Linked DNA regions of Homo sapiens: regions 1, 3 and 4 are each linked to region 2. A link is a contact called in ENCODE Hi-C or POLR2A ChIA-PET data. All regions are on one chromosome and are shown on one strand. The core of a region is the stretch at or near the end of the contact, and the rest is flanking DNA. Distances in the headings are between cores, read along the strand shown. Region 1 has its middle 39 kb from the start of CD320. Region 2 holds the start of MARCHF2 (membrane associated ring-CH-type finger 2). Region 3 holds the start of ADAMTS10 (ADAM metallopeptidase with thrombospondin type 1 motif 10). Region 4 overlaps NFILZ (NFIL3 like basic leucine zipper).

The links. A loop is a pair of places that touch in the nucleus more often than their neighbours do. ChIA-PET counts read pairs that join two places held with the same protein, here RNA polymerase II (POLR2A). Pooled maps may share reads with other maps.
Region 1: a map of CD8-positive, alpha-beta T cell shows a loop between it and region 2 (10-fold over the local background). The contact joins the enhancer-like site here to the promoter of MARCHF2 in region 2. A Hi-C loop is called at or near these places in 2 of 168 maps with a recorded cell type or tissue (CD8-positive, alpha-beta T cell and aorta) and 4 of 50 pooled maps. POLR2A ChIA-PET finds 5 or more read pairs at or near these places in 1 of 52 experiments (WTC11).
Region 3: a pooled map shows a loop between it and region 2 (3-fold over the local background). The contact joins the promoter of ADAMTS10 here to the promoter of MARCHF2 in region 2. A Hi-C loop is called at or near these places in 3 of 50 pooled maps. POLR2A ChIA-PET finds 5 or more read pairs at or near these places in 2 of 52 experiments (B cell and naive thymus-derived CD8-positive, alpha-beta T cell).
Region 4: a map of naive thymus-derived CD4-positive, alpha-beta T cell shows a loop between it and region 2 (26-fold over the local background). The contact joins the enhancer-like site here to the promoter of MARCHF2 in region 2. A Hi-C loop is called at or near these places in 5 of 168 maps with a recorded cell type or tissue (CD4-positive, alpha-beta T cell, CD8-positive, alpha-beta T cell and naive thymus-derived CD4-positive, alpha-beta T cell), 1 of 37 single-sample maps with no recorded cell type and 10 of 50 pooled maps. POLR2A ChIA-PET finds 5 or more read pairs at or near these places in 1 of 52 experiments (activated CD4-positive, alpha-beta T cell).

What each region holds. Positions count from the first base shown.
Region 1 is chr19:8,267,768-8,270,467 of GRCh38, forward strand. No RefSeq gene overlaps it. Among named protein-coding and RNA genes, the nearest start is that of CD320, 39 kb to the right of the region's middle. RefSeq lists an enhancer at 1,209-1,538. Within about 2 kb of position 1,329, at least 20 of the 41 ENCODE cell types and tissues checked have a DNase peak (open chromatin) inside an H3K27ac peak, as active enhancers do; they include CD8-positive, alpha-beta T cell, where a contact is called at or near this core.
Region 2 is chr19:8,411,900-8,414,599 of GRCh38, forward strand. MARCHF2 (membrane associated ring-CH-type finger 2) reads left to right here and starts at 1,406. Exons shown (of 5, transcript NM_001005415.2): 1 at 1,406-1,521. RefSeq lists enhancers at 1-160, 1,031-1,531 and silencers at 1,023-1,382, 1,413-1,572.
Region 3 is chr19:8,609,337-8,612,036 of GRCh38, forward strand. It overlaps ADAMTS10 (ADAM metallopeptidase with thrombospondin type 1 motif 10), which reads right to left and starts at 1,379. Exons shown (of 26, transcript NM_030957.4): 1 at 1,308-1,379. RefSeq lists a silencer at 277-699.
Region 4 is chr19:8,638,748-8,641,447 of GRCh38, forward strand. All of the region lies in intron 3 of NFILZ (NFIL3 like basic leucine zipper), which reads left to right. Among named protein-coding and RNA genes, the nearest start is that of NFILZ, 9.5 kb to the left of the region's middle. Within about 2 kb of position 1,442, at least 7 of the 41 ENCODE cell types and tissues checked have a DNase peak (open chromatin) inside an H3K27ac peak, as active enhancers do.

The DNA.
Region 1 (2,700 bases), core at 79-2,578, 140 kb before region 2:
CTCCAACCTGAGGAATAGTGGAAGGCCCCAACACTAAAAAACAAAAATAAAGCATCATACATGTCAAATGTTATATTTAATGTCATATTTAATTGTTGGGTACATAACCCTTAAGGTAAGAAATAAGACAATAGCTGCTATCGCCACCCTTATTCAAAATTATTCTGGGAGTTCTAGTTAACAATAAATCAAAAAAGGCCGGGCGCGGTGGCTCACGCCTGTTAATCCCAGCACTTTGGGAGGCCGAGGCAGGCAGATCACCTGAGGTCGGGAGTTCGAGACCAGCCTGACCAACATGGAGACACCCCATCTCTACTAAAAATACAAAAAAATTAGCCGGGTGTGGTGGCGCATGCCTGTAATCCCAGCTACTTGGGAGGCTGAGGCAGGAGAATCACTTGAACCTGGGTGGCGGAGGTTGCAGTGAGGCGAGGTCACGCCATTGCATTCCAGCCCAGGCAACAAGAGTGAAATTCCGCCAATTAAAAAAAAAAAAACCGTAAAACAAAAAAAGATATCAGTAGGAGAAATAAAGAGAATAAAACTGCCCATTATTAGTCTATGACATATCTATATCAAAAACCCAGGATGTAGAAGGCAGCACAAGATAACAGAATAGAAGGCTCCACCAACCATCCCTCCAACAAGGACACCAATTTAACAGCTACACACAAAAAAGCACTTTCCCAAGAACCAAAAATCCCAGCCGGGAGCAGTGGCTCATGCCTGTAGTTCCAGCTACTCAGGAGGCTGAGGCAGGAGAATCACTTGAACCCGGGAGGCAGAGGTTGCAGTGAGCCGAGATCGCGCCACTGCACTCCAGCCTGGGCGACAGAGCAAGACTCTGTCTCCGAAAAAAAAAAAAAAAAAAAAAAAAAAAAAAAAAAAAAAAAAAAAAAAAAAAAAGAAGAACCAAAAATCAGGTGAGCACTCACAGTACCCGGTTTTAACTTTATATCACTGAAAGACACACTGAAGAAACACACTGAAAGTCCTGAATCTCTGACACCACCTCTCCGCCACCCCTGGCAGCATGGTGTGGAGAGTGCCTTTGTGTGTTGGGGAGAGGGAGGGGGCAGCAATTGTGAGGCATGGAACCCAGCGCTGTCCTTTTAGAGCAGAAAGAAAAACCCGACCACACTCAGCTGATGCCCACCCATAGAGGGTGTGGGCGGCAAGCCACCCAGGTGCCGAGGCAAGAGACTGAGGGCACAAGTTGTTCCAGTAAAATAAAAAATATATATAAAATAAAAATAGTTACACCAGAAGACAAGAGTGCGAGCCCTCTGTTATGCCCGGACAGGGCCACTAGAGGGCTCCATGGTCTAGCGGTAATGCCGGCGCCTGGGAAGGCACCCGTTACTTAGCAGACCGGGAAAGGGAGTCTCCCTTTCCTTGGGGGAGTTAGAGAAGACTCTGCTCCACCACCTCTTGTGGAAGGCCTGACATCAGTCAAGCCCCCACCATCCCCACCTGCCAACAGCCATCCAGAGGCCTAACAGTCTAGCCTCTGTCATGCTGTGCTTCAGCGGTCACGCTCCTGTTTCACTTTCATGTTCCACCCTGTACACCTGGCTCTGCCTTCTAGAAAACAGTAGCAGAATTAAGTGAAAGTATTAAGCCGTTGACCTCTCCAAGAAATAATGACATAAGCTGTCCCCTCTCTCTGCCTCGGCTACCAAACAGGGAAGGGCCCCCTGTCCAGTAGACACATGACTCACGTGACCTTACCTATCACTGGAGATGGCTCAACACTCCTTACCCTGCCCCCTTGCCTTATATCCAAAAAATAACAGTGCAGCCAGGCATTCAGGGCCACTACCGGTCTCTGCGTCTTGGTGGTAGTGGTCCTCCAGGCCCCAGCTGTCTTTCCTTCTCTTTGCCTTGTGTCTTTATTTCTACGATCTCTCATCTCCACACACGAGGAGAAAAACCCACAGGCCCTGTAGGGCTGGTCCCTATAGAGGGGGCATTTAAACCAGCCCTAACAAGAGGGAAATTATGGATCCCAGTGGAATTTGAGTTCCTGCAAACTTTGCGACCCACCATGGGCTAAAGTGCTCTGGGTCTCTAAGTAAATTTGAAAGTCAGTCTAGGCTATCAGTGCAACTCCTAGGCAAGTCCTAGTGAGGTAGAAGATAAGATTTGACTTCAGAGGTGGGGCTCAGACACCAGACCATATTGAGGACTAGCTAAAACAGGTGAAGGAAAAGGGAGGGGGAAGCAGCTTTCGATGAGACATGCCTGCCAGTGTGCCGTGTCAATTTCACATTACCATGCTAACATCAAGGAATTACTGCCCCTTTCCAGGCAATGCCCCAATGATTAGTACCCCCTTCCCTAAAAGTTTCTACATAAACTGCCCCTTAATCTGCATGCGATTAAAAGTGGGTATATGCCAGGCACAGTGGCTCACGCCAGTAATCTCAGCACTTTGGGAGGCTAAGGCAGGTGGATCGCTTCAGCCCAGGAGTTCAAGACCAGCCTGGCCAACATGTCAAGACCCCATCTCTGCTAAAAATACAAAAACTGGCGGGGCAGGGTGGCTCATGCCTGTAATTCCAGCACTTTGGGAGGTTGAGGAGGACAGATCACAAGCTCAAGAGATCGAGACCACCCTGGCTAATGCAGTGAAACCCCGTGTATACTAAAAAATACAAAAAATTAGCCAGGCCTGATGGTGGGCACCTGTAGTCCCAG
Region 2 (2,700 bases), core at 156-2,655:
GCAGACATGACTCACTGTGCCTGGCCTGGACTTTGGATTTTTAAAGGACTTTATTGGAAACTTTTCTTTTCTTTTTTTTGAGACAGAGTCTGGCTGTGTTGCCCAGGTTAGAGTGCAGTGGCAAGATCTCCGCTCACTGCAACCTCCACCTTGCAGATTCAAGCAATTCTCCTGCCTCAGCCTCCTGAGTAGCTGGAATTACAGGTGCCCACAACAAAACCCAGCTAATTATTTGTATTTTTAGTACAGACAGGGTTTCACCATGTTGGCCGGGCTGGTCTCGAACTCCTGACCTCAAATGATCCAAGTGCTGGGATTACAGGCATGAGTCACTGCACCTGGCCTTTGAATGGGCTCTGGGAATTACATGATAATATTAGATGAACATTAATTTTCTGATTTTGAAGGTTATACTGTGATTATGTGCAAAAGTGTGCTTATACTAAGTGAACATATAGTGCAGTATTTTTTTAAAAATTGATCTGTCTTAGAGATGGGGGTGGGTGAGTTTACTATGTTGCCCAGACTGGCCTCGAACTCCTGGGCTCAAGTGATCCTCTTGCCTCAGCCTCCAGAGCAGCTGGGACTACAGGCCTGGGCCACCACACTTGGCTAACTTTTATTTTATTTTATTTTATTATTTATTTATTTATGTATTTATTTGAGACAGAGTCTCACTCTGTCACCCAGGCTGGAGTGCAGTGGCGCGATGTCGGCTCACTGCAAGCTCTGCCTCCCGGGTTCACGCCATTCCTCTGCCTCAGCCTCCCGAGTAGCTGGGACTACAGGCGCCCGCCACCACGCCCGGCTAATTTTTTTGTATTTTTAGTAGAGACGGGGTTTCACCGTGTTAGCCAGGATGGTCTCGATCTCCTGACCTCGTGATCCGCCCGCCTCGGCTTCCCAAAGTGCTAGGATTACAGGCGTGAGCCACCGCGCCCATCCTTTTAAATTTTTTGTAGAGACGGGAACTCACCATGTTGCCCAGGCTGGTCCCCAACATCTGGCCTCAAGCGATCCTTCCGTCTCGGCCTCCCAAAGTGCTCCGATTACAGGCATGAGCCACTGCACCCGGCCAGTCTCAAAAAAAAAAAAGTTAAATTCTGCAGAGGTTTTATTTATTAGAGGACGCTGGCCGTCTGCAGGTGGCGCAGCAGCACCCCCTCGTGCCTGGGGCGGGGCTGGGGCGGGGCCAGTGCTGGGGCGGAGCCGGAGCTGGGGGCGGAGCCAAGACGCGGCAGGGGCGGAGCCAGCAGCTGCGGCACAGCGGGGCCTGTGCGGCCCAAGTCGTCCCTGTGGCCTCCGGCCCCGCCTCTTAGGGCGGGACGTGCAAGGCGATTGGCGAATGCAGGCGAGAGGCGGTCGCTATTGGTCCGCGGCGCTGTCGGCTCGGCGGGCGGTGCCCGGACGCAGGTGCCGGCCGGAGCGGAGCTAGTGGCGCCGACGGGCCGGGCCGGGCCGGGACCGGGGCCGAGGCGAACCGAGGGGCCTGTGCGGCCGCCCGGCCCGGCCGCGGATCAGGTAGGCACGGGCCTGCAGGTAGGGCCGGAGGACGCCAGTCCGCGGGCCGGCCCCGGGTTCGAGGCCGGAGCTCGGCACCCGGGCGGGACGGCTGGGCTCGATCCCTTGGCCACAGCCTTCTCGGGGACGCGGGGACCTCAGTTCCCGTGTCAAGGCCGGTGGGAGGTCTCCGGGGTCCGGCACACATAGGCGCCTCTCCGAGCCTCGGTTTCCCCACCTGTGAAACTGGGTCATCCCATTGCCAACCTGATGGGGCTTCTGGGAGGATTCAGGAGGTGGCTGGTGCAGAAAACGCCTGACACACAGTAGGCAACTGCTAAGTGGCCAATGCCCTTCCCCAACCTCCTTCTCAGAGCGGCTCTGCCTGCAAAATAGTAAGTTATAATATAATGACCCAGCCACTTTGCACAAAGATGCTGAAACAGGATGCCCTGTGCTATGTGGGTGCTCAAAACGGGGTAGTCAAATGGGCATGTTGAGCTCATTCAGTTCTTTTGAAACCATACTGAGTAGGTGGAAGCAGTAGAAATGTCCCCTGTTATACAGTTGAGAGAGTCCAGGCTCAAAGAGGTTAAGTGTCTTGCCCAGGGCCACACAGCACATAAGGAGTAGAGCTGGGATTGGAACCTTGCTTCTCATGCAGGGAGGAATGAATGCAATAACAACCTCCACATTTACCCTAAAAAATATTAATAGAGCTTTTATTGAGCACTTACTGTGTGTGCCAGGGTTGACTGTGTGACCTCTCATCAACAACTCTGTAAGCTGATGATAGTAATTATAATAAGAGCTAATAGTTATTAACTTCTTAATTTTTTACTAATTTATGAACTACATATCATTATGACTCCCCGTCTTTTTTTTTTTTAGACAGAGTCTCTCTCTCTTGCCCAGGCTGGAATGCAGTGGCACGATCTGAGCTCATTGCAACCTCTGCCTCCCAGATTCAAGCGATTCCTACCTCACCCTGGTCAAGTAGTTGGGATTACAGGCCCCCGCCACCGTGCCTGGCCAATTTTTGTCTTTTTAGCAGAAACGGGGTTTCACCATGTTGACCAGGCTGGTCTCGAACTCCTGGCCTCAAGTGATCCACCTTCCTTGAACTCCCAAAGTGCACAAAGTGCTGGGATTACAGGCGTGAGCCACTGCGCCCGGCCTGTAACACTCATTTTAGAGATG
Region 3 (2,700 bases), core at 129-2,628, 200 kb after region 2:
GCCTGGAGGAGGAAATGCCTCCGGGAAATGGAAATGGCTTAGAAACAGAGGCTCTGTCCCATCCCATCCCATCCCGGGGATCCTGAAGGGACCCTAAGCTCCACACCCAAACCTCTCCGGCCAGGCTGCGGGGACAGGGCCGACGGAAGGTCCCCCGTGGAGGCCAAGGCCGCGTCTCCCCAGGCAGAGGCCCCAGCCTGCCGGCCTCCTCCCGGCTGCACATCTGGCCGGGCCGGCAGGAGGCAGTCCCTGCCGGAGAGCAGACAAAGGCCCAGCCGGGGCCTGCGGGAGGAGGGGGCCGGCGCCCGGGCTGGTCCCCCACAACCGGCCGCTAATTAAAGGCCCTGAGCCCGACCGCTGGAGACACCCTGAGACAGACGGCTGTGGCCTCACTGACCAACTCAGGGGAAGTGGGCGGCGCCACTCCCACACCCAGACACACAAACACACACTGGCAGCGACACACACCCCGCGCAACCAGAGACCGGCGCTCGGGCACTGTAGACCCACAAAAGACGCAGGACGCCTCCACCGCAGACACACACGCCGACAGGCTCAGTGCACACTCACACACCCGGAGACAAACACATGGAGACACACAACCACACACTCCCAGACATGTGTAAACACACACTCATTTACACGCGCACACACGGGACAAGACAGAGAAACACGCGGACACACAAATACACGCACCCGGGGCCTACACAAACAGAAACACACACATACATACACAGACAACCCAAGGAGACAGACACACAGGCCTACACGCTGACACATACACACTCATTTGCATGCTCACACCAAACCAGAGACAAACTCACAAGTCCCACAGACCTAGACACCCCCCCACACCAGACACACACACACAGGTATTTACACACTCATCACGGTCAGAGACAAACGCACACATGCTTGGGGACACACACACAAACCCAGACACACACACACTCGCCTCCAGATCTGCGCGCACATAGCAAACCCCTATGCGCACACACTGTCCAAACACACAGACACACAAGAGACTCATCCCCAGGCACTGACACACACATGTAATGCACAACCACTCTGCCCCTACGTGGACGGACACACACACACACACACACACACAGCGCAAACAAACCCACGGCAACCCCGGGCGTGATCAGTGGCGCGCGCACTTGCGGACCTCAGGCACCGACCGGAGTCGCACAGCGGGATGCCCTCCCCCATCCAGGGCACCACAGCCCCACGCCCTCACAGCCCGATGCGGACACACAAAGTCCCACTGAATCACGCACCCCCGGGCCCCCCGCCCGCGCCGCTACCTGCGCCGCGCCCGGGGCCTCCGCGCCGTCGCCGCCGCTGTCTCGCCGCCCCGCGCGCGCAGGAAGGGAGGGAGCGAGCGAGCGCGGCGGCGTGGCCAGGGGAGGGGGCGCGGGGAAGGCACTTCCTGAGCCGCCTGCCAGGGTTATAAAAAAACCCCCAAACTGCGCGCGGCCAGAAACCCCGCCCGCCTGCCGCCGCCCGGCCTGGGCCGCGGGCTGGACCCCAGCCAGGGACCCGGGAACTCGGGCCGCCCCGCCCGGGACCAGCGCCCCCGCCGCGTGGGAGGGGGCTGGGGAACCGCGGGGGGCGGGGAGGGGACGAAGCGGGAGAAATCGAGTGGCGGCGGGGAGAATGGGTGGGGGAGGGGAGAAAGAATCAGGTGGGGGATGGGGATGGAGGCAGAATTGGGTGGGTGGGGGTTCGGGGAAAGGGAGGAAGAGAAGGGAGAGGTTGGGGGAGGGGGAAGTTTGAATGGGAAGGGGTAGGGGGAGATGGAGGCCTGGAGGAAGGGGCTGAGTGAGGTGGGGGGAGGTGGGGGCCTGGAGGAAGGGCTGAGTGGGGTGGGGGGAAGTGGGGGCCTGGAGGAGGGGCTGAGTGGGGTGGGGGGAGGTGGGGGCCTGGAGGAAGGGGCTGAGTGGGGTGGGGGGAGGTGGGGCCCTTGAGGAGGGGCTGAGTGGGGTTGGGGGAGGTGGGGCCCTGGAGGAGGGGCTGAGTGGGTTGGGGGGAGGTGGGGGCCTGGAGGAAGGGGCTGAGTTGGGTTGGGGGCCACGGGAAGGAATGGAGGGGGGTAAGGAATGGGGCTGGAGGGGGGATGGGAGCATGAGATGCTGGGGTTGGGGAGGGGAGAGCCCACTTCCTCGCCAGCCTCTGCGGCATCAACAACAGCTGTTATTTATTGAGGGCTGGGCCTGGCTCAAACAAGCATTTATTGGGCGCCTCCCGTGTGCCAGGCACGGTGCCCGGGGCGGGAAATAAGTCCCAGCTCGGCCCCGCCCTCTCCGAGCTCTCAGGGGGGTTTGATCGGTCCTGGGCCTGGCCTTGGTCTCTGTGCCTTAACTCCTTTGCGGTGACGTAGGCTCAGCTGGTCCCATTTCACAGATGAGGAAACTGAGGCCACAGAGATGGGGAGAGTGAAAATTCTGTTGGAACCGGAGCCCTCTTGGTCTTGGTCACTCTGGGTCTCGCTCCATAAAATGAACGAATGCGTGAATGAGGAGGACCTGGATGGTTGGGGCAGGGCTGGGATTTGAATCCCAGGCGCCTGGTACAGTGCCTGGTTCCAGGGAAGGGCGGTGACCCCCAGGCCTCACAATTGCAGGCATTTCCCAGGAACGCCCCCCCCCAGGGAGCTGGCCAGAGCCTTGGCCTTGGCTTTGTCTGAGTCTGGGTTTA
Region 4 (2,700 bases), core at 192-2,691, 230 kb after region 2:
AGTGAGGTGCTTCTAGGGGGATGGAGGGGAGGGGAGAGTCTTTCTGGCAGAGGGCAAAGCAAGTGCAAAGGCCCTGAAGCAGGAATTTACTTTGCTGTTTTTTTTTTTTTTTTTGAGATGGAATCTCGCTCTGTTGCCCAGACTGGAGTGCAGTGGCACAATCTTGGATCACCGCAACCTCTGCCTCCCGGGTTCAAGGGATCCTCCTGCCTCAGCCTCCGAGTAGCTGGGATTACAGGCGCACACCACCATGCCCAGCTAATTTTTTGTATTTGTAATAGAGACAGGCTTTCACCACATTGGCCAGGCTGGTCTCAAACTCCTGGCCTCAAGTGATCTGCCCGACTCGGCCTCCCAAAGTGGTGGGATTGCAGGTGTCAGCCACTGAGCCCGGCCTACTTGGCTGTTTAAGGAACAGTGAGGAGGTCCATGTGGTTGGAGCAGAGTGATAGAAGGGGTGAGAGGAAGGAGGGCAAAGGCAGAGAGGTGACAGTGGGTGTTGTGGGGAAGGAGAGCTTGCAAGATCTCAAGAGTTACAGGCATGGCAGGCCAGGCATGGCGGCTCACACCTGTAACCCCAGCACTTTGGGAGGCTGAGGCAGGAGGATCATTTGAGCCTGGAAGTTTGCGACCAGCCTGGGCAACATAGCAAGACCCCTGCCTCTACAAAAACAAAACAAAACAAAACAAAACGCAACAATTAGCCAAGTATGGTGGCATGTGCCTGTAGTCCCAGCTACTCAGGAGGCAGGAAGATCGCTTGAGCCCAGGAGTTTGAGGCTGTAGTGAGCTATGATCGCACCACAGCAATACAGCCTGGGTCACAGAGCCAGACCATCTCTTAAGAAAATTAAAAAAAAAAAAAAAAGATTTGCAGAAAGTACTCAAGCTTTTACCCTGGGATGTGTTGAGGGTGTCCTCTCTGGCTGCTGGGTGGATGATAATAGCACCTACCTGAAGGAGTTGTTGGAAGGACGACATGAATTAATATGTGTAAAGTGATAGGCCAGTGTCTGGCATATACCACACATGGGGTAAGGATTAGTTTATTTTTATATGCGGTAGGCGTGTGTGTGTTGGGTGTCTCTGGGCGGCAGCTGAGCCAGGTGGCCATTAGTGAGTTTGTTGTTGTGAAAGAATCTCTCTAACACTATTTAAAAAACCCTGCTGGGTGTTTAAAAGCCCTACTGGGGTTGCCATGTTTTGGCTGGGTCCCGGCTCTTTTGTATAACAGATGTTACCCAGATGTCAGCTGGGGTCAATAGAGCCTCAGAGATTTGGCGTCTGCCTCTCTCCCACGACCTGTGGGAAGCCTGGTGCCCTCTGTGAGATGCTTGTGAATTCCCAGGGCCTCTGTTCTCATGGTTGCGTCTTGGCCTGAGTTCCTGCCCGCTGAACTCTTGCCCTCACCCACCTTCCTGGGGCCAGTGCTTTGCGGGTGAACCGGTCCTGTGTTCTTGATTTTCCCCCAGATCACTCTTGCACATGGACTGCCTGCAGGTTGCCTCTCAAGATACTGTGCTCTCCCAGTCTGGCCAATGTAGCAAGAACCTATTGTTCCTGCTGTAGTTTTTTTTTTTTTTTTTTTTACCATTGCTTGAGCTTCTGCATAAGATGTTGCTTGACAAAGCATTCCACCACCAACAGGAAAAGTTTACACACTTGTTGCATAACACAGCATAGAGCGTGATGACCGGCTTGGAGTTTACCAGGCTGTCCTGTGAAGGGGAAGTTCACTTAGGACACCCGGGGCCAATGGCTGTGAGCAGCAGAAGGTGCCTTTGATGTCAAGCTGTCTTGAACGCTGCTGCTCCCGGGTGGGTAAGAGCTGGCACAGTCCAGAAAAATTGAGGCGGCGACACGATGAGAGACAGCAACCCATCCCCAGACAAACCTCAAGAGACCAGAAGCAGCCACATTGCACCAGACTTCTGGAAAATTAGGCAAGCGTTGGCAACAGAATATGTTGTGGACTCTTCTCACAGTTTCTGTAATCATTAACTGCTTTCTCAGGGTGTGGATATTCAAGGACCAGAGGTCAAAGTTACAGCAACAGCACCTTGCAAGGGGCAGGGGTGAGGAGAACCTCCTTGGGCAGGTCGTGCTGTATGGGATAAGCCCAGAACTGGTTTAGTTCTGAGACGAGGGTGCAGATAGTATTGGAAAGATGCATATCACTCAAGCCTGGAAGAAGACCAGGGTTACACTTAACCTTGACTGCAGTTCAATGCCTCGGTAATATGGACTGAATTGTAACTAAGACTGTTCTCTGCAAGGTTTGCTTGGTTTCTGCATCTTTGTAATTGTAGCATTTGGTGTTCACTTGAAGGATGGGTCTTCAAGAGCATATTCTCCAATGTTTCTTTCTCACGGCTCACCACAACCTCGACCTCCCAGGCTCAAGTGATCCTCACACCTCAGCCTCCCGCGTAGCTGGGACTACTGGCATGCACCACCACACCTGACTAATGTTTGTTTTTTTTTTGTAGAGATGGGGTCTCCTTATGTTGCTCAGGCTGGTCTTGAACTCCCAGGCTCAAGCAATCCGCTCACCTCAGCCTCCAAAAGTGCTGAGATCACAGGCGTGAGCCATCATGCCTGGCCTCTCCAGTGTTTCTTAAATGTTTCTGGACCACATACTTGTTTAGGAATTCACCCAAATCTAAAGACCACTGCTGGCCCATTGCCAAAATTCCTCCC